Linked DNA regions of Homo sapiens: regions 1, 2 and 4 are each linked to region 3. A link is a loop called in an ENCODE intact Hi-C map of the cell type or tissue named here. Cell type or tissue: mammary epithelial cell. All regions are shown on one strand. Links, peaks and the distances in the headings refer to the core of each region. The heading gives the core; the rest is flanking DNA.

The links. A loop is a pair of places that touch in the nucleus more often than their neighbours do. Peaks named below come from ENCODE experiments on the same cell type or tissue, not always from the same donor. Only the 100,000 strongest peaks of a DNase experiment are listed, where the experiment ranks them.
Region 1: a loop joins it to region 3, with 5 times the contacts of the local background. A loop is called at or near these places in 41 of 110 quality-filtered maps.
Region 2: it touches region 3 in a loop (15-fold over the local background); 24 of 110 quality-filtered maps call a loop at or near these places.
Region 4: a loop joins it to region 3, with 14 times the contacts of the local background. A loop is called at or near these places in 85 of 110 quality-filtered maps.

The regions. Positions count from the first base shown.
Region 1 is chr6:4,122,354-4,129,823 of GRCh38, reverse strand. It overlaps ECI2 (enoyl-CoA delta isomerase 2), which reads left to right. Exons shown (of 10, transcript NM_206836.3): 5 at 1,993-2,062; 6 at 3,587-3,689; 7 at 4,454-4,574. It also overlaps the pseudogene TEX56P. Among named protein-coding and RNA genes, the nearest start is that of ECI2, 9.5 kb to the left of the region's middle. RefSeq lists an enhancer at 3,575-3,869. In mammary epithelial cell, for the core only: a CTCF peak has its summit at 3,654; a DNase peak (open chromatin) is centred at 3,673.
Region 2 is chr6:4,206,955-4,214,424 of GRCh38, reverse strand. No RefSeq gene overlaps it. Among named protein-coding and RNA genes, the nearest start is that of ECI2-DT, 75 kb to the right of the region's middle. In mammary epithelial cell, for the core only: a CTCF peak has its summit at 3,617 (motif pointing right); no DNase peak of the experiment used is centred there.
Region 3 is chr6:4,052,696-4,060,165 of GRCh38, reverse strand. It overlaps PRP4K (pre-mRNA processing factor kinase PRP4K), which reads right to left. Exons shown (of 15, transcript NM_003913.5): 11 at 7,293-7,446; 12 at 3,731-3,845; 13 at 2,979-3,130; 14 at 1,352-1,438. Among named protein-coding and RNA genes, the nearest start is that of FAM217A, 23 kb to the left of the region's middle. RefSeq lists an enhancer at 677-971. In mammary epithelial cell, for the core only: a CTCF peak has its summit at 4,532 (motif pointing left); a DNase peak (open chromatin) is centred at 4,545; H3K27ac peaks cover 752 bases.
Region 4 is chr6:4,152,375-4,159,844 of GRCh38, reverse strand. ECI2-DT (ECI2 divergent transcript) reads right to left here. Exons shown (of 4, transcript NR_103764.1): 3 at 4,852-5,004; 4 at 2,460-4,364. All of the region lies in intron 2 of LOC124901246 (a long non-coding RNA gene), which reads right to left. Among named protein-coding and RNA genes, the nearest start is that of ECI2-DT, 20 kb to the right of the region's middle. In mammary epithelial cell, for the core only: a CTCF peak has its summit at 3,774 (motif pointing right); a DNase peak (open chromatin) is centred at 3,814.

The DNA.
Region 1 (7,470 bases), core at 1,414-6,413, 71 kb before region 3:
AAAAAAATTATAGGGAATTAATTGGATGCTTGGTGCTCAACTGGGACTAAAATTTCAGAGGACTATGACCATTGGGTCAATAACCTCCATTGTGGCAGAAAGAGCATACTCACTTTAAAATCATCTTCAGAATTTCATGAAGTAGGATATGTGTCATTCAACTAATAAAGCATTTAATGCTCAAACTTTATTTCCACTTTCCCCTGACTCATTTCTCTACAACTATAATAATAATAGCTACTCTGTACAGAGTGTCTAATGAGTGCCAGCACTCTCCACACAGAAGTTTATTTAATTCTCACAGGGAGCCTACTGTTATCATTACTTAACAATAAAATAATTAGATTAAGAAGTAACTTACTCAAGTTCACATAACAAATAAGCAGCAAAACCTAAATTGAAACCCTGATAGCCAGTCGTGGTGGCTCACCCCTGTAATCCCAGCACTTTGGGAGGCCAAGGTGGGCAGATCACTTGAGGTCAGGAGTTCAAGACCAGCCTGGCCAACATGGTGAAACTCCATCTCTACTAAAGATACAAAAAATTAGCTGGGCATGGTGGTGCGCACCTATAGTCCCAGCTACTCAGGAGGCTGGGGCAGGAGAATCTTTTGAACCGGGGAGGTGGAGGTTGAGCCAAGATCATGCTATTGCACTCTAGCCTGGGCCTCGCAATGAGACTCCATCTCAAAAAAGAAGGAAGGAAGGAAGGGAGGAAGGGAGGGAGGGAGGGAGAAACCCTGATAATCCATCTCTTAATCCTGGTCTCACCAGTTGGAAGGAAGGAACCCTGATAATCCATCTCCTAATCCTGGTCTCACCAGTCGCCCTGCTGTGTGGTGTTATCATAACTATAATAATGATAGAATGAGTTCCTTATCACTTCCCTCAGGAGAAATGCTTAAACGCTTATTCATGTACAGTCATCCCTTGGTATCCGATGGGGATTGGTTCCAGGACCTCCGTGTGGACAACAAAATCCGCGGAACCTGAAGTCCCCCATAAAAAGGCATAATATTTGCATATAACCTCTATATACACTCCCATATACTTTAAATCATCTCTAGAGTTATTATAATACTGAATACAATGTAAATGCTATATTAAATTGTTGTTATACTGTATTGTTTAGGGACTAATGATAAGAGAAAAAGCCTGTACATGTTCAGTATAGATACAGAATTCTTTTCCAGGTATTTTTGATCTGTGATTGGTTGTCCATGGATGTGGAACCCGTGGATACGGAGGGCAGGCTGTTTTATGTAAAGTCCATGTGTCTTTTCCAGTATATTTGTATCTATAAGTATCAGCCCTCTTCCTCATTTCTTTCCCACACTGAAATCTCATCTAAGGTTGAAATTGCACCTGTTTTAAATGCATTAAAAGCTATATAGCTGCTTGTCCAAGATTTTCAGAAATGTTGCTGATTTAAAATTTTGAGCCACCTTCCTTGAATACCATTACAGTGTCTTGAAAATTCCAGCCTTTTGGCAGTCACTAACACTTCCCAGACTGCCAGGGGCTTCCTTGAGGTCACAACAGAGACGTTGCTTTGTAGAAAGTTTTCTCTGACCACCTCCCACTCTGCCCACACTAGATAAGCCTCAGCACCTCCTCTGAGTTCCCTGCTACTTTGTACTTTCCAACCCCCTCCTCATTTGAACATGTTAATTCCAAATTGAACATGTTAAGTCCTCTGTTAATTCCAAAAGCTCAAGGACTATTTCTTTCTTGGTCCCTTTTGGAAAAAAAGTGGTTTATAGCCTGCAGCTCCTGCCATAGCACCAGGTACATAATATGCACCAGGTAACTGTGAAAGGAATAAAAATTCCTTCAGTTATGTTGGTCCACCTTTTTGGTTATAAAATACAACCAAAATAAATGTTAGGCACTTTGCTGAGAGCAAGCTTGCAGCCTGACATTTGTTGAGTCCATTGATTGATGATTCCTGTGTTCAGAGTTCTTTTCTTTTCCTTGTCTTCCCATTACACAGATGTATCATGAAATTATGCGTGCACTTAAAGCTGCCAGCAAGGATGACTCAATCATCACTGTTTTAACAGGTAAGACATTTTCTCAGGCATCCTAATTAAATTTCTATTTTGAGGGGCCTCTTAATAGATAGGAAATTGAGTTAAAAAGCTCTAAGACCTGGAGGCCGAGGCAGGTGGCTCCCGAGGTCAGGAGTTTGAGATGAGCCTGATTAACATGGTGAAACCCCATCTCTGCTAAAAATATAAAAATTAGCCGGGCATGGTGGCACACACCTGTAATCCCAGCTACTCAGGAGGCTGAGGCAGGAGAATCACTTGAACCTGGAAGGCAAAGTTTGCAGTGACCCGAGGTCGCGCCACTGCACTCCAGCTTGGGTAACAGAGTGAGACTCTGTCTCAAAAAAAAAAAAAAAAAAAAAAAAAAAAGGCTCTAAGATCTTTTCCAGTACTGTCATACTCTGATTTATAAATATACAAAAAATGTTTAAAAAAACACAGATACCCACTCCTTCGCAATTACCCAACATCAATTAAGACACATATGTCCACCAAAAGACTTTTACAGGAGCAGACATGGTAACCTGATTTATAACGGCCAAAACCAGAAAACAAATGTTCAAAAACACATGGATGAATAAACAAATTGTTGACTATTTGTACAATGGAATACTCAGCTATAAAATGGAATAAATGATATACACAAGAATGTGGATGCATCTTTAAAACACAGTTCAGCAAAATAAAGACAGGAGTGTACATACTGTATGAGTCCATTTGTAGAAAGTTCTACAGTAGACAAAAGTTCTTCTCTGTGGAAATTGAAGTCAGAAAGTGATTGCCTTGGAGCAGGTGGGGTGGGATAGCTAGGAAGGAGCCTACGGGAAACTTTTGGGGTGATGGAGATGTTCTGTATCTTGTTTTGGATGGTGATCTTGTGGGTATTTAAAATTATTAAAACTCATCTAAATGAACATTTAAAAACTGGTTGTTTTATTGTATATAAATTGTACTTTAATTAAACACACACACTCAGAAACATACTTTCAGTGGCTCTTAGAATAAAGAAAAAACTTCCTCATGGGATCTACAAAGCACTGTCAGGTCTATTCTGCCAGTCCTCATCCTGCACCGACTTCCCCCTGGCTTTCCCTGAGTCAGCTACAGTGGCTCTTACTTCATCTACAGTGGGGATAACCTCTCCAAAGAGCCTTTGCACAGGCTGTTCCTTTGTGTAAACTGTTCTTCCCAGCCCTCTTTTTCTAGCCCACCTGGCCTCTCCTTCAGATCTCAATTCAGTTGTCGCTTCCTTAGGAAAGTTCTTTCCTGAACTCCCTGATTAGACCAACCCTCCTGGTACATACCCTCATTTCATGACGCACCACTCCTCTATTTCAACAGTAGCATTAGCTACATTTATCGGTGTGTTTTTATAGATCAGTGTCCAGCGTACTCACTAGTTTGTAAGTTAGGGCAGGAACCATTGCTCGTTCTCCAATGTATTTCCCTTGCCTAACCATAGAGTTTGGCATGCAGTAGATACTCAAGAATTATAGGATGATTGAATGAGGGATCTGTTGATTTTCTTACTTATAGGAAATGGTGACTATTACAGTAGTGGGAATGATCTGACTAACTTCACTGATATTCCCCCTGGTGGAGTAGAGGAGAAAGCTAAAAATAATGCCGTTTTACTGAGGTAAGAGTTACTGACCTTTGTCTGATCCCAGAGGGCCCGTTCTTAGTCATCAAAGTGGTATTTAGTTGAGCAAAAGTGCAATATCTGCTTCTCTGTGTCAGTGCAGTTAATTGTGACTTTGGACAAGCATATTTCTCTAAACTGCCTCCATCCATAGGTGGGCATTCATTCTTTCTCTTTGACCTCTGTTACCTGTTCATCCTGCTGGTCTCATGAGATTTGACTGGAAAACATAAAAGTGAGCTATAGTTGTAAACAAAATTATCTTGCACTGAGGCAGAGGAATTTAGCAAATTCTCATCCAGCCAGAGGAATGGGAGATTTCCATGAACGCTGAAGGTAGGAGACTCGGAGGAGTCTTGTAAACACAGGAGGAGGTCATGAAGGCTTTTCTCTTTATTCCTGCCAAATCTGTAATTCCCACTTGTTGTGATATTGCAGCATGTGCTCAGTCACCCAACCTAATCTCTAAGACTGCGGCTGGTTTACAGCCCTGAACTCACTGTCCAGAATACAAGATTCAAACCAGGGTTGACCCATAGGTCTCACTGGTTGGTCTTCCATCCACTGCCATTCAGACGGATGCCCTGGATGAATCTGGTGCGGAAGACCAGGGAAGTGGCAGGACAAGGAGGCACTGCTGGTGGTGGCTGTGGAAACACCCAGCCTGACAGAAGGCTTTATCTCAGAGTCAGACTGTCTTGCCCATGCTTTAGTCATGCTGCTTTGGCACATTTAATGATTTTGTGTTTCCATTTCTGTAGGGAATTTGTGGGCTGTTTTATAGATTTTCCTAAGCCTCTGATTGCAGTGGTCAATGGTCCAGCTGTGGGCATCTCCGTCACCCTCCTTGGGCTATTCGATGCCGTGTATGCATCTGACAGGGTAAGTCAGCTCCTAGAAAGCAAGAGGTCAGGCAAGCAGCGCGAGATGAGAGCCTTTGAATCCTCCTTCAGCGTTGCCAGTCATAAGCAGGTTACATGTTGTTTGTGGTAGAATTAACTGAATTTAGATTTTTCCCAAAGCATTAGGCTGATTTGACTGATTTTATTTTTCCTTCATTATTAACTTGCATTTTGTTGTGAACATTGTTCCAACTCTGACTGTTCCGGATTCTAATCAAATTCCACAATAGGTATACAGCTTTCATGTTATTCTGAAAGATTCAGGAGACACTTGAAAATTTGTTATGGGAGGGAGGAATAGCATCTTTGCAGGTTGTGCAAGGGATTAGTTGATCCTTTTTACTGAGTAAATGGATTTAGAATTTTAGAAGGAGAAGGACCTGTGAGCATTATCTACTGTCACTCCCTCCTTTGCAGATAAGAAAACTGAAGCTCTGAGAAGTTCCTTGCCCAGAACACAATTCAGCCTTGTGTTCACCATTGCATTATACAGATTTTAGTTTTTATTTTTACTACAGTAGTAATATATATGTCATAGTGGAAAATAAAATTTTGAAAGATATGAAAAAGTACCAAGAAAAGCTACAAGGTAAAAATCACTCCTTATCTTGCCACCTAGAGATAACCAGTCCTAACGTTTGGGTTATTAACTTATCTTGTTTAACCAGTCCCTGACTGCTGGAACCCTAGGCTGTTTCCAATTTTTATCATTACAAGCACCTAATAACCACCTTTAGGGTATCAGATTGTCCAGTGACTTATGCTTATGTGATGGTAAACTGTGCTGATGATTGCAGCCTTCTAGGGAGCATATGGTTTTTACCACTGAAGAGATTTCTAGTTTTGTTCAGAGGTATTTTCCCCACTGATAGACAGGACCATATAATAGCATCCTTAATTCTTCGAATTTTCTTTTGCTGGATTCCATTGAACCAGATTGGATGTATTGACAGACCTAATTCTTATGAATAATTTTCCCACAAAATTAGCAAATGAGATTCTAGGTGCCAGGCTGCCCAGCCTTTGTAGGTAGAGGTTTCTGTTCAAAGGCAGAAATCAATGTCTTTGTTCACAGTCTGTGTATTAGATGACTGATTAGTCATTGACCTGCTTTTAACAGGGACTGGGTCAATGGTTCCTGACCTAAAATTGGGGATCTCATTCTTTAATACTTGGAGGGCAAATATTGTATTTGAATCTTGTTCTGATTCTCCCACTGAATTGAAAATTACTTTCAATATACATCATCCTTATTTTTTTTTTTTTAAGAGATGGGAGTCTCACTCTGTCACCCAAGCTGGAATGCAGTGGCACGATCTTGGCTCACTGCAGCCACCACCTCCCGGGTTCAAGCGATTCTCCCACTCAGCCTCCTGAGTAGTACAGGTGCGTGCCACCACATCGAGCTAATTTTTTTGTATTTTTAGTAGAGACAGGGTTTCACTGTGTCGGCCAGGCTGGTCTCGAACTCCTGACCTCAAGTGATTCGCCTGCGTTGGCCTCCTGAAGTGCTGGGAGTACAGGTGTGAGCCACTGAGCCTGGCCTGCATCAACCTTTTAAAAATGTTGATGACTTCCATCTTATGATATAAATTGTAATAAATGTTGAAATCAGAAAACATATATACATAATACATATAAAACATATCTATTCTATATATATTATAATATATGTATATTGCATATATATATTAAATGCTAAAAAATTTGGCCAAAAGTAAAATTTATTTGTCAAATAGTGTCTTCTGATAAAAGTTTACCCAACCAAACAAATCAAGCATCATTTAAAATAAAGGAAATTGAGGTGGGCAGATCACCTGAGGTCAGGAGTTCAAGACCAGCCTGGCCAACATGGTGAAACACCATCTCTACTAAAAATATAAAAATTAGCCGGGCTTGGTGGCGGGTGTCTGTAATCCCAGCTACATTGGAGGCTGAGGCAGGAGAATTGCTTGAACCCAGGAGGTAGAGGTTGCAGTGAGCCGAGATCGTACCACTGCACTCCAGCCTAGGTGACAGAGCGAGACTCTGTCTCAAAAAAATATATAAGTAAAAAATAAATAAAATAAAGGAAATATGCTAAAGGAAAAGGCTGTAGAAAAAATTGTTTTATAAGATTTACCATTATTGGCTTCAAGAATAAATATCATATTAAATGATGGGTTAATATTTAACCCATATAACCAAAATATTAATCAGTACATTTAATCTATTTTATACTGTGGGCAATGGTTAATAATGCCTATTAGCTCTGTCAGCAAATGATACATTTCCTGTATGAGTTAAGAAAAAGGTAGAAATCATAACAATAATAAATCTTTGAGTGGTCACTGTTTAGGCACTCTATTCACATGCATTATGTATATTATAAATATACGCATACACACACACATATTCACGTAATGTACAGAGTAGCCCGATGAAAGAAGGACTTGGCCAGGCACAGTGGCTCACGCCTCTAATCCTGGCACTTTGGGAGGCCAGGGCAAGTGGATCACCTGAGGTCGGGAGTTCAAGACCAGCCTGGCCAATGTGGTGAAACCCCTTCTCTACTAAAAATACAAAAATTAGCCAGGTGTGGTGGCAGGCGCCTGTAGTCCCAGCTACTTGGTAGGCTGAGGCAAGAGTAAGGCTGGGCAACAGAGTGAGACCCTGTCTATAAAAACAAACATTCTCCTCCAATGTGGCAAAAATAAGTTTTACAATCTAGGCTGGGCATGGTGGCTCATGCCTGTAATCTTAGCACTTTGGGAGGCCAAGGCAGGTGGATCACTTGAGGTCAGGAATTCGAGACCAGCCTGGCCAACATGGTGAAGCCCCGTCTCTACTAAAAATACAAAAATGAGCTGGGTGTGGTGGTGCACGCCTATAATCCC
Region 2 (7,470 bases), core at 959-5,958, 160 kb before region 3:
AGATGCCTTGGAGGAAAAAATGGTTTCGTGGGCTGGGTCCAGGGCCCCCTGCTGCATGCAGTCTAGGCACTTGGTGCCCTGTATCCCAGCCACTCCAGCCATAACTAAAAGGGGCCAAGGCAGTACAGTTTGGGTCACAGCTTCAAAGGGTGCAAGCTCTGAGCCTTGGCAGTTTCCACATGGTGTTGGTCCTATGGATGCACAGAGGACAAGAATTGAGGTTTGAGAACCTTTGCCAAGATTTCAGAGGATGTATGGAAATGCCTGGATATCCAGGCAGAGGTGTGCTGCAGGGGTGGAGCCCTCATGGAGAACTTCTGCTAGGGCAGTACAGAAGGGAAATGTGGGGTTGAAGTCCTCAAACAGAGTCCCCACTGGGGCACTGCCTAGTAGAGCTATGAGAAGAGGGCCATCGTCCTCCAGACCCCGGAATGGTAGATCCACTGACAACTTGCCCCATGAGCCTGGAAAAGCCACAGACACTCAATGCCAGCCATGAAAGCGGTCAGAAAGGGGGCTGTATCCTGCAAAGCCACAGGGGCAGAGCATCCCAAGGTCATGGGAGACCACCTCTTGCATCAGCATGACCTGAATGTGAGACATGGAGTCAAAGGAGATCATTTTGGAGCTTTAAGATTAAATGACTGCCCTATTGGATTTCAGACTTGCATGGGGCCTGTAGCCCCTTTTGTTTTAGCCAATTTCTTCCATTTAGAATGGATGTATTTACCCAATGTCTGTATCCCCATTGTATCTAGGAAGTAACTAACTTGCTTTTGATTTTAGAGGCTCATAGGCAAAATGGACTCACCTTGTCTCAGATGAGACTTTGGACTTAGACTTTTGAGTTTATGCTGGAATGAGTCAAGACTTTGGGGGACTGTTGGGAAGGCATGATTATGTTTTGAAATGTAGAAAGGAAGTAAGATTTGGGAGGGGCCAGGGGCAGTATGATATGGTTTGTCTGTGTCCTCACCCAAATCTTATCTTGAATTGTAGTTCCCATAATCCCCACATGTCATGGGAGGGACTCAGTGGGAAGTAATTTAATAATGGGACAGTTTCCCACAAGCTATTCTCATAATAGTTAAGTTTTCATATGATCTAACAGTTTTATAAGGGGCTTCCTCCTTGACTCAGCTCTCATTCTTCTCCTTCCTGCCACCATGTGAAGAAGGACATGTTTGCTTTCCTTTCCACTGTGATTGTAAATTTCCTGAGGCCTCCCCAGCCATGCTGAATTGTAAGTCAATTAAACCTCTTTTTTTTTTTTCATAAATTATCTAGTCTCAGGTACGTCTTTATTAGCACTATGAGAAAAGACTAATACAAGGATGTTATATGTCATGGTGATGTTTTATCAGGCAGCACCTTTCCTATTTTTACCACCAGAAAACACAAAATAAGCACATTATTTCTATATGGGAACAAGTTAACCCTTGTCAGAAAGTAGAAGTTATTCTTGTTCTGCCAAGTGCTTGATTTTTGCACAGAAATTCAGAAGAAAAAGCAGAGGTAGAAAGATGATGCACAGAGAAGACAGTTACAGAGACACTGAGACAGAGAAAGCGGGCTTAGGGACATGTGATGTGTTGTAACAGACACTGAAAACCAGATTCTATTTTCATGACCCTTGGCACAGACATCACACCACTAACACTGGCACCAAGTCAGAATTGTAGCTGGCTGAAGGAAATATATCAAAGGTCAGAGACACATTATTGCAATCACATTAGAGGCACATTAGAGCACAATTAGAGGCACATTAGAGTTATGGAAACCTATTTGAAGTCTTCCCACAATCCATTAGAGTGGTACACCTCCAGGCCATATCACCCCCTCATTGGCATATAAACATAATTATCTGCTTATTGAATTTGAGTATACTGAAAGCTCTGTCCCATTCTGTTTATATTTAATCAATTTTCTGCAAAGATAAAAATTATAAGAGTAGGAACTGTGTGTGTGTGTGTGTGTGTGTGCGCGCGCGCGTGTGTGTATGTGTGCCTGTTTTGCAGTAGCTGGAGGAGGAAGGTGCTAGGAATGGGATCTTCCAATGGTTCTAAAACGTGGCTGCACACTAGAATCATTTGGGAAAATTTTAAGAATCCCAATGTCCATGCTCTCTGGACTCAAACCAAGCTAGTCAGAATCTCCAAGATAGGGAGGCAGCAGTAGTATTTAAAACTCCCTTGGTGATTTGCATGCATAGCCAAGGTTGTAAACCATTGTTTCCTCTCTGTCCCACTCATCTAACTTCTTGTTCATCTCCAAAACTATAAAAGCATGCCTTACTAACTCCTATATTTTAAAATCTTCCTTTGATTGGGGTTGAGACTCGGGACTACAGATTGAGTTTCCTTAAATTCACCATGGTATAGATTATGTTCTTCTAACTGCTTATTTTATTTATTAGTTCACTTTTTTTAGAGATCAAGTCTCACGTTGTCACCCAGGCTGGAGTGTAATGGTGCGATCATAGCTCACTGCAGTCTCGAACTCCCACCTCAGCCTCCTGAGTAGCTAGAACCACAGGTGCGTTCCACCATGCACAGCTAATTTTTTTAAAACAAATTTTTAGAGATGGGGTTTCGCATCTTGCCCAGGCTGCTCTCAAACTCCTGGCCTCAAGCGATCCTCCCATCTCAGCCTCCCAAAATGCTGGGCTACAGACATGAGCCACCACACCCAGCCTATTTGTTTTAATATAATAGAGCAGTCAAATAAAAAAAAAATTGGTTTCTAAAGGTAAGATGATTGGCCTAAAGCAGGAGTCATGGCTGCATCCTCTCTGGTCGTGTGGGTCCCATTCATTCTTTGCTTTGATGTACTATTGTCTGGTGTGCCCATCTCATCTCTCCAAAGAGGCTGCAAACTCCCTGAGGCGAGGCCACATCTGCCACCTGGGTCCTTCCCTCCACTTTGCATCATGCCTCATACACAGTGGGCACTCTACGGCCTTCTGATTTCACTAGGATATGTCACTCCCATTGAATAGCAACATTTAAAAACACTTTTAAAGTTTAATGTGCTTTCCTACTGCCTCAGTACATTTTTGTTCACATTTCTAACATAATCCTGACATAACTGCCTTCTCCACACACCCCTCTTGTGGTTTTCACCATACCTTACACCACAAACTCTACCTCTCCAGAATGTTTCCCCTTGGATTGGTTTCCATGGAAACCTGTCTCTGGGGGAGAAAAGTGTGTGTTTGCTGAAGGAGAACCATAAAGGCAGGTTGCCTCCTGGTGTAAAGAAGTCACCAAGGGAGATGGAGAGGGAGTTGAAGCAGAATTGCACCAACTCTAGTGGGAAGCTAATGCACTTCATGCCAGTTCAATCCTGTAGACACAGGGAGAGATTTGAAATCCCAACTCAAGGCAGAGGCAAATTAATAGGGTTGCCTTGTCACACTGAATTAAGCCTTCCAGTTTAGAATACTCCTATTCCAGGTCACTCAGTCTTCAGTGGGTGAGGCGGGGGGCGGGGGGCGGTAGGAGGAGAGGAGACTATACTGAGATTGTCAGTGGAGAGTGAGCCAAGGTGGCCCCAAGCAAGGCATGGGGCCTACTACTTAGAACAGAGGTTGGGGTGCAGTCCCCACACATGCCCACAAGGGGTCACAGTGATTCAAAATAAGGCTATTCCTCACCGCCTTCATGAGAAAAAACAAGAAACTGCCTTAGAGCTAGCAGTCTTCAAAGATACAAGAATCTCCTTGGTACATCAGAAAACAAGCTATGAGAGGGGGTGCAGAGGCCATGTGAGCAGAGCCTCCAAGTCTACTTGAGATGTGCGTACTATTCAGTAGGAGCCACAATTTAAGATGGAATGCCATAGATGTGTTACAAGTTTACTACACAGGAACAGGGATTGGTGACAAACTTTTCAATAAGCCACTCCAGTTACATGAAGTTACTCTCCCTGTTTCTTCTGATCAATCATTTAATAAACACTCGTGAAGCTTCCACCTAACCGTACACATGCAATGTGCAAGATGCTGAGAAATTAAAGAAAGTAAAGAATATTGGAGACCTCCCCTCCAGGAGCTCAAAATCTAAATGTGGAGATCGTTTTATAACCAAAGATGGTAATGGTTGTGGGATCACTCAGCTATTGGGGTGACCTATTTATCTGCACAAGTACTCCTGAAGGGAAACAATGACTTAGAGCACTAGTGTTTATTCTCAAACAAGGGTCCACAAGAGATGTTCCTAATTTGGGGAACTATCCTAGAAAAAAAAAACCACACACTTGCCTTTAAGTGATGTCAAGGTTCATAAGCTTCACTGTGACACAAGGTCTTGTGTTGGTCTCCCAAAATTGTTATTGTTCTCCCAGCAATATTCCAATGGTCCACCAAACAAGCTGGGACTTTGGACACCAAATCAGTTAAGCCTCATTTTTTAAGCCCTTTGTACCATGTAAGGCCTGAGCACTTTAGCAAGTCAGGAGACTAAAGTTTAGAAATCAAAATTCAATTTACTATGCATAAAATAGTCAACTGGAGTGGACCTCAAATAGGTTCTAAATCTGTAACACTCAAATTCCAAGTCCTGATTTTTATATATTTTATGTATTTATCATATTAAATTATATATTATATTAAAATTAACTGGATTTTAATATAATTGACTCTGCCTCTCTTTGACCCCTTGTTTTGCTTCCTCCTTCAACTGCCTTTTCTGCTCTCCCATTCTCACAGTAACTATGACCATTTGGTCTACTATATACAATGTTTTTATTTATTTTATTTATTTCCATTTATTATTGTACTGTTGATGTTACCAAAACTCCAGAGGTTTGGTCTAGGCCCTGATTCTTGCTGCACAGAAAGCCAATCACTGAGATGCCAAGTATTGCCAAGGAAGAAGTATTAACTAGGTGCTGCAGCCAGGGAGATGGGAGCTCAGTCTCAAATCCATCTCCTTGACTTACCAAAACTAGGGGTTTATAGAGCACCGAGGAAATGTAACAATGTGTAAGAAAACAGGAACTAGGGTGGGGCAAGGAGGTGTTTGGTGCAGTGATCTGCTGAGTTTCAGTTCTTTGATACTTCCCGAAGGTCCTTTCCTGAGGAAGGAACTCATAAAACAGATACAAGTTTCAAGCTTTAACAGCAGAAGGGTGTTTCTATGTTTATCCCAAAACAACTGTCTATGGGACTATTGGGCCCATTTCATTGAGGAGATATTGCCATGGTGATACTGAAACATGTTTGTACCAAGATTTGGCTACAATAAACTTACAGGTTCTTAGCATGCCTTCTAGGGCCATTTCATCTATTTCTGAGATTCAGTAAATCCAAAGAGTGGTTGGGTATCCTTCTATCTCCTGCATCTGTGTGTTTTACAGGTGAAGCAAAGCCAAATCTACTAGATTTGAGGACTTAGCAATACATAGTTCAGGGGAAGAACCTTTTGAAGATTTTTGTGGTTGACATGAACCTACTTGCCCAACATATTCCTGAAGGCTTCCCATCTAGCCATGAGATTGGCATGGAGGGATAGTTATGGGAGTGACCTTAGGTGGTGTTATCCAAATTTCCTTCAATTCAACTGTTGAGAAATTCCATTTCATAGGAATCAGCTATAAGCAGGGGCTGCACAAGTGAAAGAATATATTGACTACTGCGTAGGAACTGTAAGTTCTTGCCACCTGATTCTTAGAAGAGTTGCACTTATTAATTTGGAAGGAAAGTCTGGCCCTCACCAAATCACCCCATTGGTAATAACTGGAGGAAAAAAGAGAAAGAAAATAATGATAAAGATAATAGTAGAACTCTCATTTGGCCAGTCATACTTATTGCAGGCCTACTCTATGCCAGGCACTGGGTAGGTACCAGAGGCCACAGAATTGTCACTTTGGGCTGATAAGAAGGCAGAAAGTCAAGAACTGTACAGCAAGAACATCTTTAAGACTGCAGAGGCAAGGCAAAATCAGAACCCAGAATAAATGGAAGATAAAAAAGGGCTTAGAGAAGCTGGAGCTCCCTGGAGAGTGGTGCCACGGGTAACTCTGAGTATGTCCAGATGGCCTGAGGAAATGGGAGACAAATGGATAATTCTAATTCAGTGTGGCCAGTGCTATTTATAGAGGCAGGAACAGGGTGGTGTGCGAGCACAAAGAAGAGAAGTTATTCCCTCATCCTCAGGGAGAAGATAGCAAGAAAGTCATGAGTTTTGCATTTAACAGTGATGGCCCCTGATGGCCATGTGGAACCCCAGGAGGCAGATGAGACTTGCTCAGAAAGTTGCAGAGATACTGCTTGTGGCACCATGGGATCTGTCAATGGCCTGCAGAGGTGCTCAGGTGAAGGCAAACCTACTGTTTCAAACTCTTACAAAAATTGCTGTTGGATGTCCAGGAAAATAGTGTTCACAGGCAAAAAGCACAGGTTTAAAGAGGAAAATCTACATGCAAACATGGCCTAAAAGTATTTAACTCCTGGGTCTCTGCCACCACCTTTCAATTATCTGAAAAGGAATCCCTTGCTCTTTAATTACAGTGCTTTGGAGTCCACAGGGCTTTCCAATATAGTTACTTCATGTGGTTGGAATCAGGGCCCTTCCTTGGAATAAAAGTGTAATTTAAAACACTAGGAACAAGAAAGGGAGCTAGGAAAGCCATGGGGCCCCCAGCTCTGCACCCTTAGGCACTCGCTGCTGTGCCTGCTACAGAGGAGTTCAAGTAGGGGATCCATGACCTCCCCATAGAGGAAACTCTAAGGGGCAATGCTGGCCAGTTTGCTGTTTAGATTTAAATAACACATAACATTGTACCCAAGAGCCTTCCCAGGAAAAAGTAAATGAAAATCATTTTCTAAAGTCTGAAAATGGCCAGGCACAGTGGCTCACAACTGTGAGGCAGAGGCAGGAGGATCCCTTGAGCCCAGGAGTTCGAGACCAGCTGAGGCAGTATAGTGAGACCTCATCTCTACAAAAAATTTAAAAATTAGCCAGGTGTGGTGGTATGTGCATGTAGTCTCAGCTACTTGGGAGGCTGAAGTAGGAGGATCACTTGAGCTTAGGAGGTTGAGGCTGTAGTGAGCTGAGACAGTATCACTGCACTTGAGTCTGGGTAACAGAGAGAGAAAGAGAGAGACGCTGTCTCAAAAAAAAAAAAGTCTGAAAGCAACTGTGGGAAAGCAGGGTACATGAACAGATTCTCCAGCAAAATGTGCAGAAGAGAAAAAATAAGAAGAATGGGAGAAGGAAGGAAGAGAGGAAGGAAGGAAGGAAGGAAGGACGAAGGTAGGAAGGGAGGGAGGAAGGGAGGGAGGGAGGAAGGGAGGGAGGGAGGGGAGGGGGAAGGGAGGGAGGAAAGGAGGGAGGATGAAACTGAAGTTAACTTTGCACACATATATAAAATAAGCAAAACCCATATGTCTATGTCAAGAATAATGTTTATTGCAGATTAACAACAACATAACCACCTATAAAAAACAGTTAACAGAAAAGCTTAAGA
Region 3 (7,470 bases), core at 2,324-7,323:
AGTGCCTACAGTATTCAGTCCACCAACTTACAGTTCAGGCCTAGAAGCAAAAGGCCATACTACTTACCCTAGATGTGTGTGAGTGTATGCTGTGGTTATGTGACGCATGACTGTATCATCATCATCTATTCATTTAAAACTTTGCTGTGGTTTCCTCTATGCTGTACATCTTTTTAAAAGGTAACCAAAAAACTTAAATGAAAAAGTTGATGCCAACTCTGGGCTGGGCGCGGTGGCTCACACCTGTAATCCCAGCACTTTGGAAGCCCAAGGTAGGTGGATCACTTGAGCTCAGGAATTCGAGACCAGCCTGGGCAACACTGCAAAACCCATCTCTACTAAAAATACAAAAATTATCCAGGCGTGGTGGCACACAATTGTAATCCCAGCTACTCGGGAGGCTGAGGCATGAGAATTGCTTGAACCTGGGAGGCAGAGGTTGCTGTGAGCCAAGATCGTGCCATTGCACTTCACCCTGGGTGACAGGTGACAGAGCGAGACTCAGTCTCAAAAAAGAAAAAAAAAGTCAACTCCAAGTTAGCAATGAAAATTTACAATAAGATAAGCATGAGCTGTTTGCACTGTACTTTCCCTACCTTGAAGTGGTAAGTGACAGACATGTGAATAAGTTAATACCCTGAAGTATTATTAAGTGCTCTGACAAAGACAGGGACATATGCTATAATAATGGGACAAAAATAAGGAAATCATTACTTCAATCTGGGAGTTTTCAAAAGGCTCATACAGAATGTGTATTTCAGCTGAGGCTTGAAGATGATACATTTTTTAGGGGGTTGGGGGTGAGGCAGCACAGGAAATGACTAAGCTCAGGGAGGTCTGTTAGCAAAGGCACAAAGGTCTGAACCAGCACGCCTTCTGGCCAAATGTGGAAAGGTGGGGGTTCTGAATGTACTGAAGAGAGGTCTGAAAACTGAAGAAAGCAGTTGGATTTGTCATTCTGAGGAACTTAAATATTATTTCATAGGTAACAGGGAGCCAACAAAGGTTTTTAAGCAGGGATAGGAACATGACCAGATATGTTTTCAGAAACATCACTCTAGCAGCAATAAGAAAGCTGGATGGGAAGCCAGACCAAGAAAGTAATCCAAAGAAGATGTGACGAGGGCCTAAATATGACCTATAATAAAAATAAATTAATTATGCTAGAAAAACATTTTAAAATCCCTCCATCTTTTCCATGGTCTGATGTGTTTTATTTAGGAATTGGTCGACAGCAAAAAGGAAATACTTACTTTTGGGTTTTTGTTTTTTTTTTAATTCACCAGCTCGTATGATTTAGTACTCAGTTAACAATAAAATAACTATTGCATGCTGCATTTAAAACACTTACCCTCTCTGTTACTTTATCAACTTCTATGTACATGAAGTTGAGATTTTGATCAAAATGCTGATCTTTGAACACACCTTTTCGAATCATCTACAAAACAAAACAAAAACTTGGGTTTTGAACTATTATGAAACAGGCCTACTAACAATTTAATTAATATACAATAAGTCAAATAAGTATGTTATTTAGTCTCTGTAGGTTTGTTTGATCTCAGATTCCCTTGATCCCAGGAATTCATTAACATCTTTGCAAAAGCAAATACCAATGCTGTACCTAAAACTACTTAATAACATGAAATTATATTTGTCCAGGCAGTGACTTAAAACAATTATAACATCAAATTGTCCTTTCACTATTTAAAATTGGAGAGTCAACAAAGACTTTAAATTATTTCTTCCTAAAAATATCACAAAACTCAGGTTTTTTCTCCTTGGCAGTTAGGGAACCTAATGCCACTTTACTAATTATGTTCCAACAGCCCTGATACAGGTCAGACTTCATTAAAACTAATACCAACATAGCTCATTTTTATGTAACTTATTCTAAAAAAAGTCCAACCTAATAGAATTTGGACAATATGTACAAATCAGCCTGGTCAACATAGTGAAACTCCATCTCTACAAAAAAATTATTAAATAAATTAACTGGTTGTGGTGGCACATGCCTGTAGTCCCAGCTACATTGGAGACTGAGGCAGGAGAACTGCTTGAGCCCAGGGGTTCGGTTCAAGGCTGCAGTGAGCTATAACTGTACTCCAGTCTGGGACACAGAGCAAGATCCAGTCTCAAAACAACAACAACAACAAAACACAACTGAAAACCATACAGTTTTCTGACCTTTACGAAAAATGTGTAAATCTTTAGAAATTCAGCAAATAGGCTGAAATCTTAAAAAGCTAAGTTACAGCCGGGTGCGGTGGCTCATGCCTATAGCTACTCGGGAGGCTGAGGCAGGAGAATGGCATGAACCCGGGAGGCAGAGCTTGCAGTAAGCTGAGATCGCGCCACTGCACTGCAGCCTGGGCGACAAAGCAAGACTCCGTCTCAAAAAAAAAAAAAAAAAAAAAGCTAAGTTATGGCCCTCAGATACTTTAATAAATGCTTACATTCTTGCTTCATGTTAAACAGAAACTAGCATTATAGCTGAAGTATCAGCGGTGAGTTAGAAAGATATTAAATAAGAAAAGGTACCAAGAAAGGTACCTTACTTTCTCAAATAACCTCCAATCTTTAATAAATTAATTAACATCAAGTTCCTCTTACAATATCTAATATTCACCTATTCATTCTCTGACCACTAAGCATGTTCTTGTATTTTACCTAATTCAACTTACATCTTTTTCCATTCTGTCTTCCAAACATTTTGAAACTTTTACCCATAAGGGTGTATCCCCAAAATATTGCTGCTCTCTGTCCATCATTGAACAAGTTCTCTTATCCTTAGCGCTTGGCTGATTAGAACCACTAATTTAAAACACCAGAAAAGGGAAAGACCCTAAGAAATCATGATAGCCATCTACCCACCTTTCTGAAATTTTTGTTTTATAGCTCACTAGTGGTGAGCAAGTGTCAGCAGTCTTGTCAGTTAATAAGAAACTAAGACCTTAAAGAAGCTCATGCTAATGTCTTACCTTATTTGGCATCTTTCCTTTGAGATCCATTGCAAGCTTCAGCATATGGTTATTGGTTTTGCCAGGGAATAAAATTTTTCCAGTATAGAGTTCGTATAAGGTGCAACCTACAGACCACATATCTATACCATAGTCATAGCTTTTACCTATAACTGAAAACAAAATCAAAGTTTTAATATACGAGGATAGAGAAAACTGACGACTATTAATTTTTATTTCCATTAATGAGGGGCTGGCTACCTTAGCTTGGACTATAACCACAATCTTCATGCCTTAGTTTGACAATTAGTTTTGTGTTCTTTCCCACTAATTCTTAATAGAGACTCAAACTTAAAAACCTTAAAAAATGGAGGTGTAGGGGAGGAACTTAAAGGGCAAAAGAAAATATGTATTTCTTCTCTTTTCTCATTTCGCCTTTGGTGGAGGTGCTAATCAGCCTCAACCAAGGCAACAGGAAAAAACAAAGGTCCCATACAATCCATAAATGTGATAATCAGACCTTGAATAATCAAGAGCAGTCTTCTAAAGTCGAGGATTTTCCACAACTGTTTTGCTACTCTTGCCCGACATGATCAAGACTCCTGTCACAACTACCTTCATTCCACCTGAGGAGGATGAACTTGCTATGGTTCCCTTCCTCATGAATGAACTCGTGCAGCTGCTGAAGTGTGATGGAAAACAGTGCTTAGACATTAAGTATGCGGTTTCCACCACATATGATGGCCCAGGTCAAAGAACATTAAGAAACTTACTGATTTCAGGAGCACGATAAAATCTACTGACAAGATAAGGTGTTATGTCATTATCCGCAACATGTGAAGCCGACCCAAAATCGCAAAGCTTTAAAATAGTTTTGGATTCATTAACCTGCAAAACATTTTTTCAAGGGAATTTAATTCAAGCCAGGAATAATTAATACAAATAAATAAAAATTATTGGCTTTGAAAAGTTTTATTAATTCCAATACTGAGAACAAAGACATTCATTTAAAAATTCCTTTTCTATTTATTTTTAATTCAATTTCCTAACTATGAAAAGTTAATATGTATCAAATATTCATTACAATGAGTAAAAACTGTTTTCAGTGAGGAAATGGATATCACAAAGTACATTTAATTTTAACAACTGCATTTTTAAAAGGGTGGGGTACTGAGAGAAAAATCTAATTTCATGAAGCAAAGCATCTTCTAAAAAGACCCTGAATACCTGAATAAAGTCAAGTTTTATAACTAAGGAATCAGACTTAACTTTCAGTTGCCAGAGAATTACAATGGCAATGAAAGCAGAAGGGTGATTCAGAATAAACTTGGACAAAAACAAAATATTCTTCATCCGAAGCTGCTATATGATCCCAAATTTAGCAATCACTTCAAGTCTAAAAAATATTAAATCCCTCAAATATAAAGAAGGTATTAGTCAAGAAAATGTTAAATATATCTGGCAAAACTGATAAACATGAACTCTATATTAGTCATTTGTTTCTTTTTTCCTTTGTAAATACTTCAACATACACAGTAATAGTGACATCTGCTGAGAAAGGCTGGAGTTGCTCCCATGACTGCTGCCACTCATGAGTCAGAGGCATGTTCAGGATTAACAAGTGAAGATAATTCATATTCCAGAGTCCCTTCCCCCCTTCAAAAGAGACACACACAAATTCCGAGTTGGGACTTGAACTTGGCCTACTGCTCCCACCCCAAAGCAGCATAACACTATAGCCTTAGGCAGTCTCTATGGGGAGACTGGACTATTATAAATGATATCCAGAGTTAAGCTATTAATAGGAACAGAAATGATTATTTTTAACTCCCACATTGATTACTATTCTTTTCATCTTGGGAATCAGAAAAGCATCTTAAAATAGAAAAGTTATTTTAAAACTTTTTAAAGTGTAAGCTGAATTCAGCTACTTAAGCAGTTTCAATACCCACAGAAAACTTAAGAACCATTTTAAAATTAGAATCCATCAGTGGAACTCTTGGGCTGGCTAAAATGCCTTAAAGAATAGCAGGGTATCCATACTCATATGCACTTCAGTTTGCTACACAACTTCTGCTCCTGTCATGAGGAATGTGGTACTTAAACCACACTGATACCTGAAATTACGAGCTAAAGGCTTTGGATTTTCATTAACAAAAATCAGCTCCGTCATTAAGGTCTATTTTTTCCTTCCCCAGGAAGACGGGAAAACATTTCTTAAATGTATGTGAAAACCTATACTAGTTTAGCATTAGGTTTTAAAAACAAGAGTTTCTTCTGTGACACTGGCAAATGTGTTATTCTTTAACCTCCACAATGGTCACAAAGACGCTCACTGTAAATGACCTTTTAAATTGTACATGTTTTGCATATTCTTTGACATGAACCATGTATTTCACAATTAAAAAACAAAAAATTGGCTCACGCTTATAATCCCAGCACTTTGGGAGGACGAGGCGGGCAGATCACGAGGTTAGGAGATTAAGACCATCCTGGCCAACATGGTGAAACCCCGTCTCTACTAAAATACAAAAATTAGCTGGGCGTGGTGGCCCCTGCCTGTAATCCCAGTTACTCGGGAGGCTGAGGCAGGAGAAATGCTTGAACCAGGGAGTTGGAGGTTGCAGTGAGCCGAGATCACGCCATTGCACTCCAGCCTGGTAACAGGGCAAGGCTGTGTCTCATAAAAAAAACTGAGGTAAAAATCAACTATGAAATTGGCCACACAAATTTATACTTCATTTTTAATGTACCTACCATTTCAATGAAATTACTCAGCTCCCCTAACTCCAAGTTACATTAGATATACAATACAATAATAATTCAGACCAAACATAAAAATGGAATACACCTCATTACTAATGTGGTTGTCTGGAAGGAAATAAAGGAAATATTTTAAGATATTAACAAAAAAGAAAAAGAAATATGAATTAAATAGCTTAGTTATTGATTAAAAAAAAACTCCTTAAACTTTAATGAGATCACCATTTTTTAAAGAATTTATCTTGGCCAAGCATGGTAGCTCACACCTATAATCCCAGCACTTTGGGAGGCTGCAGCAGGAGGATTGCTTGAGCCCAGGAGTTTGAGACCAGCCAAACCTCATCTCTAAAAAAAATTTTTTTTAATTAGGCAGTCACAGTGGCATGTGCCTGTGGGTAGTCCCAGCTACTGGGGAGGCGGAGGCAGGAGAACTGCTTGGGCTTAGGAGTTGGAGGTTACAGTGAGCCATTATGGCACCACTGCACTCTAGCCTGGGTGACAGAACAAGACCTTACCTCAAAACAAAACAAAACAAAACAAAAAAAACAAAAGAAAAAATCAAAAGTATTTATTTTGTTATAGCTCCAAGAGTTCCCAATAAAGAACACCTTACACGCTTAGCTTTTAGTCTTCAGGATCTCTCCTAGGCATCAACTGTAGGAGAACTGATAAAGAGAACCCATTTTAAAAAAATGAAATGCAGAATGTTACCAGCATATAAGCTGGAATTCTCCAAGTTGCGAACACGACCCAAACTGAAGGCCACAAAACAGGGTAAAGTAATGGGGCCAGGGAGGGGAGGAGTGTGTGTGTGCATTAATCACATCACTATGATAATATGTATGTATTTCAAAATTTTAAAAACATATACATTGTGAAATCTGCTGTTACCACCAGAAGTCACTAGTCGAAGAGAATTAAGGTTTCAAAAGGTGAGAACACATGGACACACAGGGGAACAATACACACTGGGGTCCGTCAGAGGCTGGAGGGTGAGAGATGGGAGAGGATCAGGAAAAGTGGGTACAAACCCTCCATGACACAAGTTTACCTATGTAACAAGCCTGCACATGTACCCCTGAACTTGAAAGTTTAAAAATAAAATAAAATAAACTTCAAAAGCGATGCCTTTAAATATAATACCTAACCACAACTGAGCTTTATTGTGTTTGAGCCCCCAGGAGCCACAGCTTAGGGAGCTATAAAATTAGCAAACAGAAGAGTACGGACACTCCTTATTTCAAAACAGCAACATGTGCAGCATTTTTCTAAAGATAACAGAAGAAACTCATTACTACAGTAAAGCATTCCAGGATTGGTGCACACTTTAAATCTATCAGTCAAAAGAGAAAAAAAGGGACAATTGTACATTTCCTTTTTCTTCATACTTGTCAATAAAATTTCACTGTCCGATTTCCAAGAAAGATAAAAAAGTATTAGTCATTTGAAATAGGTTATTAATATACTGAACTATGCTTCTAAGATGTCGTTTCTCATAGTAATAATATTACTGCTAGTAAGAAGTGAAATGTATGTTCAAGATGTACAGCGCAGCTTGGCTGTTTGACTTACCAGGATATTGTCTGGCTTGATATCTGCATGTAGGATATTGCATCTTTTAAGGAGTTTCAATGCCAGGAACAACTGCTGACTATAGGATCTTACAGCTTTAATATGAAGACCAACATCTTTACCATATTTTTTTAACACCTCTCGTAAGTTCATGCTTTTAGGAGAAAATTAAAAAAAG
Region 4 (7,470 bases), core at 962-5,961, 100 kb before region 3:
TGTTTTAAAATTTTATATGCCGTCTCTATAAATATAAATTTCCTTCTGTGATTTCTGTGAAGCTGCAATCTCTGGATTGTCTTCTATGTTTATTTTGAATGAGGGAATGCGACAAGCCTTTATCACGTGCCAATTATGAGGCAGGAATGGTGCTGGGCGCCAAAACCATCAAGACGTTCACAGCTCTCAGACACCAGCGATCAAATCAGAATCACGCTGTCAGTGCTTTGGTAGAAGCACCCAAAGGGACTTTGAGAGCAGAGGAGAGAGAATTCTCAGTCAGGCTGGGGCATCTGGAATCTTCCAGAAGCTGCATTGTGGAGGGTGAGAGGTGAGTTGATTTGGGGTTTTTTATTACAGCACAGAATCTGGCTCTGACGAACTCAGGCAAGATGGAACCACATTTGAAAGAATCTATGAAGACAGACTTGGCAAAGGCAGGAGTCACGGCAAATCAAGGGATCTGGCTAGCAAGGACTCACAGGTAACCCAGCTGGAGCTGCAGAGCTGACTGAATGAGCTCCTCGCACTTCATGTCTTTTTTTTATGTCACTTCGGTCACATTTCCAAATCCCAAGATGAGGATCCAGGGGCCTGGGCTGAATGACACCCCTTTCCTTTGGCCAGGAGAGGACAGAGGGTGTTACTGACACCCCCACAGTGTGGCACAGGATGGTGGAGAGAAATGTTCCCTGAAGAATAAGGAGAAAGAGACGCTGATAGTAAAATAAGAAATGATCAGTAAAGTGAAAATTAGTTAAGTGAGGAGGTAGGGAAGAACATTGCAATTTTATGGAAATACAGTTGCTTATATGATTGGAGCAAAAGCCTAGTGTCAGAGAGCCATAAGAGTTAGCAAGATGAGTAGGCAGGGGTTGACCTCAAAGAACTTCCCGGGCCAGGCCACAGTCTATACCCTCTCCTGACAGACTGGAGAACCACTGGGAGGTTTGAGGCAGGAAAGAGACATAATGAGATTTGCATTTTTAAAAGATCCCTGGCAGAGATGGAACTGGATGGGAGGAGGTTGAGCTACTGGAAGCCGCTTCAGGATCTAGGGGTACAAGGTGAGCTCTTTTTTGGACACGTTGAGTCTGGTCTGAGGTTTTTCTTTTTGAGATGGAGTCTTGCTCTGTCGCCCAGGCTGGAGTGCAGTGGTGCGATCTCGGCTCATTGCAACCTCCGCCTCCTGGGTTCACGGCCATTCTCCTGCCTCAGCCTCTGGAGTAGCTGGGACTACAGGCGCCCGCCACCACACCTGGCTAGTTTTTTGTATTTTTAGTGGAGACCGGGTTTCACCGTGTTAGCCAGGATGGTCTCGATCTCCCGACCTCGTGATCCGCCTGCCTCGGCCTCCCAAAGTGCTGGGATTACAGGTGTGAGCCACCGTGCCCAGTGAGTCTGAGGTTCTTATGAGGCTTCCCAGAGTCTTCATAATCCAAATCCTACCCACTCCCAATTATAAATAACAGCAAAAAATAATAAACAATATTATTCCCTCATTCATTTATTCATCAAGCACTTAGTGACCACCTATAATGTGCAGGTGTTGGGAACATAGCACATAACAATTTCTCTCTGTAAGGACTCACAATCCAGCGCAGATAAGTGAACACAGGAATACAGCACGATAATGTTCTGCTACAGAAAGAGACTGAAGTAAATTTCCTCTTTTGCTATGAGACTTAGGTGGAAAGAAAGAGTAGTGATGATTTTAAATATTATGGTAGTCCCGAAGTCATTCTCTTGCATCCCCAAAACTGACATACTCAACTCTTCAAATATCTTTAATTTTTACATTATGAAAACATAAAATTATCCAAAAAAATTCTTCCTCCACAATTCCTTTTAGTTTCCACTAAATAGTATATTTATATTCACACATGAAGATATATTACACTGCTGAACACCAAGTAACTGAGGAGAGGTTGCAAATAGCTGGAGTAAACAGCAAATTGATTAAACCATAAGTTGATAGAAAGTTCAGACGTTGCACAAACCGTGATCGCTCTCACGACCGACACCAGTGCAGCCCTGGGAGCACATCTTAAGTCAGCAATCTGGCAACTCCCCTGTGGCCACCTGTTCCCCTTGCTGTTCTCAGTCCCAGGCTCTGGACTTCATATTCACAGGCACACACACATCCCTGCAGACATCTGTTTTCAAGAAATGGTGGTGCCAAACTCCTCCTGGGAAATGTGCTGAGAAAATTCCTCTATCCGTGAGCTGTGAAGAGCAGAAAGCAAACGGGAGGGGAGGGCCCTTCCAGCTGCCCCGCTCTTGCCCGATGGATGGCTGCCGTCCACCTGACGGCACCCATTTCAATGACAGCCGCTAACATCTTCCAATGCTTCCCTGGTGTCTTGCTGTGACAGTTAATTTTGTGTGTTAATGTGGCTAGGCTGCATTGTCCAAACATTTGGTCAAATGCTATTCTGGATGTTTCTGGGGTTTTTTTTCAATGAGATTAATATTTAGATGAGTAGATGTTGAGTAAAGCAAATGACCCTTCATAATATGGGTGGACCTCATCCAATCAGTTGAAGGTCTTAATAGAACAGAGACCGACTTCACCTGAGCAGAAAGGAATTCTGCCAGCAGCCGGCCTTTGAACTCAACGTGCAACTCTTCCTTGAGTCTCCAATGTGCCAGCCCACTTCCATCTTGCAGATTTTGGACTTGCCAAGCCTCCAAGATTTTATGGGTCAGTTACTTAAATCTGTCTGTCTGTCCCTCTGTCTCTCTGCATCTCTCTATCTTGTTGGTTCTGTTTCTCTAGAGAACCCTGACTAATATACTTGGCTCATCTTCAGCTGTGTGTCCAGATGTTTTGCCCCCAAGACCTGTAGTCAGCCTCTAGGGCCTCAATCCCAGCACGGTTTCTGCACCTGCCGCGCCGTGGTGTGGAAGGAAAGGTGAGAAGAAGGTGGGCTGCAATGGCACAGCAGTGCTGGGCAGGAAACCTCACGCTCAGGCCTTATGTGAGCCTTTCTGCCCCTAATGCCCTCCTCAACCCGTCTATGAGAATGTGAGGCTTCCAATTGTGCTGCACTTAATTTGAAAGATTGGCAGAGCAAGACTGTACCAGAAAGTTCCCATTGAACCCTGGCCATCGACGCAGCCCCTATAAGGGGTCAAGAGCGTGCCAGCCCCTCGCCCCTCTGCATTCATCAGCATTGGTTGAGTACATGCTGTGACTGACCGGTGTTGGTACAATGGGCACAGAGATTAATAAGACACAGCCACTGCCCCCAGGGAGCCAGAATTTCATGTCCCTTTTCTTTTATTCTTCCACAAAACTGGAAACATCATCCAGACATGAGAATTTCAAGATTTTTAAAAAAAATCCTTTCAGAAACCACTTAAAGGGAAAACCTACTGATCACCAACTGAGGGCTGAATTTTGACAGCCCCTAACATCCAGGTGACTATACCCAGGGGCATAACGGAATTCAAGTGCTAAGGAACCACAGGCATTTTAAAGATAAATTTAGTGGCATTTTTAGGCACTGTTCTTAAGCCTGTCTGTTCTACTCCCTGAATTGGGGGCATAGCTTTTAGGTTCTTGAAAGTGAGGCTACATCCATTACAGGTCAGATTCTTAAAAAGGGATATGCATAAGAGTTTATAGAGTTTTAAAATATATATGTTTTTAAATTGTAGCCAAAATAGAGCACTCAGAGGTAATTACAGGCTTCCTTTAGAAGCAAACGTGGTTCAAAACTTCTTTCCCAGGAGGCTGTGTAGTTGTATTCACATTGTCGTCACTAGGTGGCAGCAGAGGGACTTCTGTGACTTTCAACCATTGGCTTTGGAAGGGATGGCGGAGGGGAGGCAGCTGACTCAGACTTCATTTTAGTGTAGGTGAGTGTGCGGCGTTTTCTCTGGGCAGCAACTATGTTAAACCACCATGGTACCTATTAATGTCAAATAAGTACCCCACAGTATAGAATTGATTTTAATACATCATTATCAGTATGTGGCCAACAGGGAAATTTGCTAGATCTCAGATGCACTTTGTCTCCATTGTGTGGCCTTTCCTTGGTGTTTTTGAATAGTAGAGATAATCTAGTTTTAAAGCTGGTACTTTTGTGAATGTGTACTTTCATACTCCATGTCTCAGGTACCCCTAGAGGACTCACTTAGAATATTAAGTGAATAATATAGAATAACCCCAGGAGTATTCACTTCTCTCTTCTCAGGCTGCCTTGGTGCAGACAAATATATTGTCCCCAACTTCCTGCCTTGTGCCCCAAGAAGTCTTACTAAAATGGTACATATGGAAACAGCAGAATGTGACTCTGTTCTCTGTGTCTGGAAATGAATGGATCAACCCCCAGTTAGGGATGCTGTAGAGATGTTTCCTGGATTGAGAAAGATAAATATTAAATTAAAAGGTGACCGAAGTTCCTTCTAATTCTAGGATTCCATTACTTATAAACATATGGCAATTACAATAAACTAGCGCTCCACAGTAACTCCCAATGAGCCCGCTTTGGGGATACCCTCCTTAAGACACGTTCAGATCATGCAGTAGCTACAGTTTATACCACTCAGCCTTGAGCTAGAGGAGCTGCTCCACCAGCCCCTTCCTCTGTTTTCTGCCCCTGCATGGGCCCTTCCTCCACGGCCTTTATCACTGCATGGTCTTACATTTACTCGGGTGCTTGTTGCATCAATGTCTACCTCCTATCCTTCACTGAAAGGTGCAAAGGACAGAGACTAGGTCTGTCTGTGCTCAGCACTGTATCCCCAATACTTCACAGAGTAGGAGCACAATTGTTGAATGAATGACTGCATGCCAGTCCCCCTTGGGACTATCACTTTTCAGAATGGAAACCATCTGCAGACCTGGGCATCTTCATGTCCATTTCTCAGTTTCTGAGCTGGTTCTGGCTTTCTGCAGCTCAACCTGGTGCTCACAGGAGAGCTTGAGAACTCTAGAGAAGCAGGTGATTGGCCCTCTGAGTAAGGTTCCTTCCAGCAAAGTTTACACCGTTTGACCTGCCAAAACAAAGACTTGACTTGAACTGTCCCATCACATTGTAATTCCAGGGTCTTGGGCTGCCCCTCCCATTCAGAAGAGAGTTCTTTATGTCTGCAATAGACCCACATCCCTCTCCATCTTTAACTAGAACCATCAGAACACTGCCACTTTTGTTCTGCTTCCAAAATTCCCAAAATGGGTGATTTTGCCCCCAAAGGACTCACATACCAGTGTAGCCCTAGTGGGAAGCAGGACGGAGGGCGTCTCCCAGGCATATCAGACAGCACAGGGGGAAAGGATGCCAACACATGTTAGGATATGACCTGATGTGACCTAATATGACCCTTGACAGGTTCTTACTTCACATGTTGGCTTTAGTTTCTTCGTCTGTAAAAACAGAAGGTTTGGTCAGATAGCATCTCAAGTCTCTTCCACTCCTGAAAATCTGTAATTATGCCTGGGTCATGTGGCTCAAGGGCAACTACCCCATCCCAGGTGAAGATATCCCATTTCTAGACACACTAGTTTGAAGCCTGCTTCAGTAGATATATTTCAATCCCCAAAGAAACTATAAAATGATAGGAGCTTTTCCCTAGATTTTCTAACCTTCTCCTTAACACATTATGGCTGAATCTCTTACAGATGTTTCCTGACAGATCATAGTGAAATTACCTCTCAAGAATGATAACAATCAAATGGAACTTTGTCATTTTTTAATTTAACATTCACTATTTGGAGTTTCCTCAAGGATTTCCAGAGGCCTACATGATTATGGCACAATGGGTAACTTTTCTGGGGCCCGATTTTAGTAGCAGATGCTACGCTGAGCCGCTTGGCCAATCGATGGGCCTGCCCACCTCCAGTCTCCACAGGGAGACGCAGCCCTGTTTTTCTCTGCTTCCCTTAGCATACTCAGCGACCATCATGAAGTGATAAAAGTTTCACTTCTTTAATGAAAACAGCACCCAAAGAGAGTCTAGTGTTTATGTTGGTGACGAACGTTGAAAGAAAGTGAATAGCTGTAAGAAAATGACAGTTCTTCCAGAAAGTGGAAGTTTTAGCTAATTATGGCATGGTAGTAGCTCTAGTCTTTTAAGGGAAAGAGAGTGTGTGGGAAATCCCTCAGTATTTTTTTTCTCTCCTTCTTCTCCACTCTCTGGTGCCCCAACCCTCAGGCAAGCCCACAGCAGGCTCGGTGCAGCAGCAAAAGAGGCCAGCAACAGGAATCTGCAGGAGCTACAGCTCTGAGGGAGAGAAACCTTGCTCTCAGTTCAGAAGAACCGCAGCTCCAAGAAGGTGCCACAAACACTGTTGCCTCTCTGTCTTCCTCTCTCTCTCTCTCACCCTCTCTCTCCCAGCACTGCTGTAAGGCAGTCACAGAAGTGGGTAGTTACTGGCTGGACAACCATAAAATAAAGCCTCAGGGAACCAGAGGTGCTAAGGAGAGAGCAGAGAGAGAAGAGTTTGGGAAAGCATACAGCATTATCCCCAGAGAAGTAAAAATAAATAAATAAATAAATAAATAAATAAAATAAGAGTGTCTGGGAAAGGAACTCCATAAAGAGGTTTATGAACTCCTGGCTAACCCCTGGCCTGAGCATGTCTAAATCTGATCCTAATTGGCATTCAAAAGACCTTGAGGACTGAGCTTAAGAGACAGGTCTCCCCAGGTTCCAGTCTGACCTTTTAGGTAAGGAGCACTCACGGGGGGCACCCAATTGGGAATGATCTGAGTAGCATTGAAAGGCTTTGAAAATTGAACTAACATTGGAATTGCAGCTCAGAGAAGGTGGGTTGAAATGTGAGGCCTGAACTTAACCAGGTCAAGTGCCCGCCAAAACAAAAATGTCAACATCTTCCATAGGATTTAAACAAGACCTGAAGTCTTATATATAATAATCAAAATGTTCAGGGTACACTCAAATAGTATTCAGCATATAAAGAACCATGAAAACCTCAACATGTATGGGAAAAGTCAATCAACAGATGCCAGTGCCATGATGACACCAATGTTGGAAGTATCTGACAAAGCTTTTAAAATGCTTGTATGAGCAATCTTGAACACTCTTGAAGAAAAAGCAAAAATACAAGGTATCATTAAAGAAATAGAAGATATACAGGACAAAAATCAGAAATTTTAGAGTTGAAAGCACAATAACCAATATTAAAAAAAAACAAACACATTAGCTGGGTTCAGTACCACAAAGGATGTGACAGAGGAAACAGTGAACTTGAAGATACATCAAAAAAAGAGGGAAAAAAGGTTGAAAAAAATCTAGTAGAGCTTCAGGTACATATAAGACAATAATAAAAGTTCTAATGTTTGTGTCTCTGGAGTTTTAGAGGACAAGAGAAAGAGTGCAGTGCTGAAAAAAAGTCTGAAAAAACAATGGCCGAAGACTTCCCAAGTTTGGCAAAGGATATAACCTACAGATTTAAAAAGCTGAGTGAACTTTTAAAAGGATAAATACAAATAAAATTAT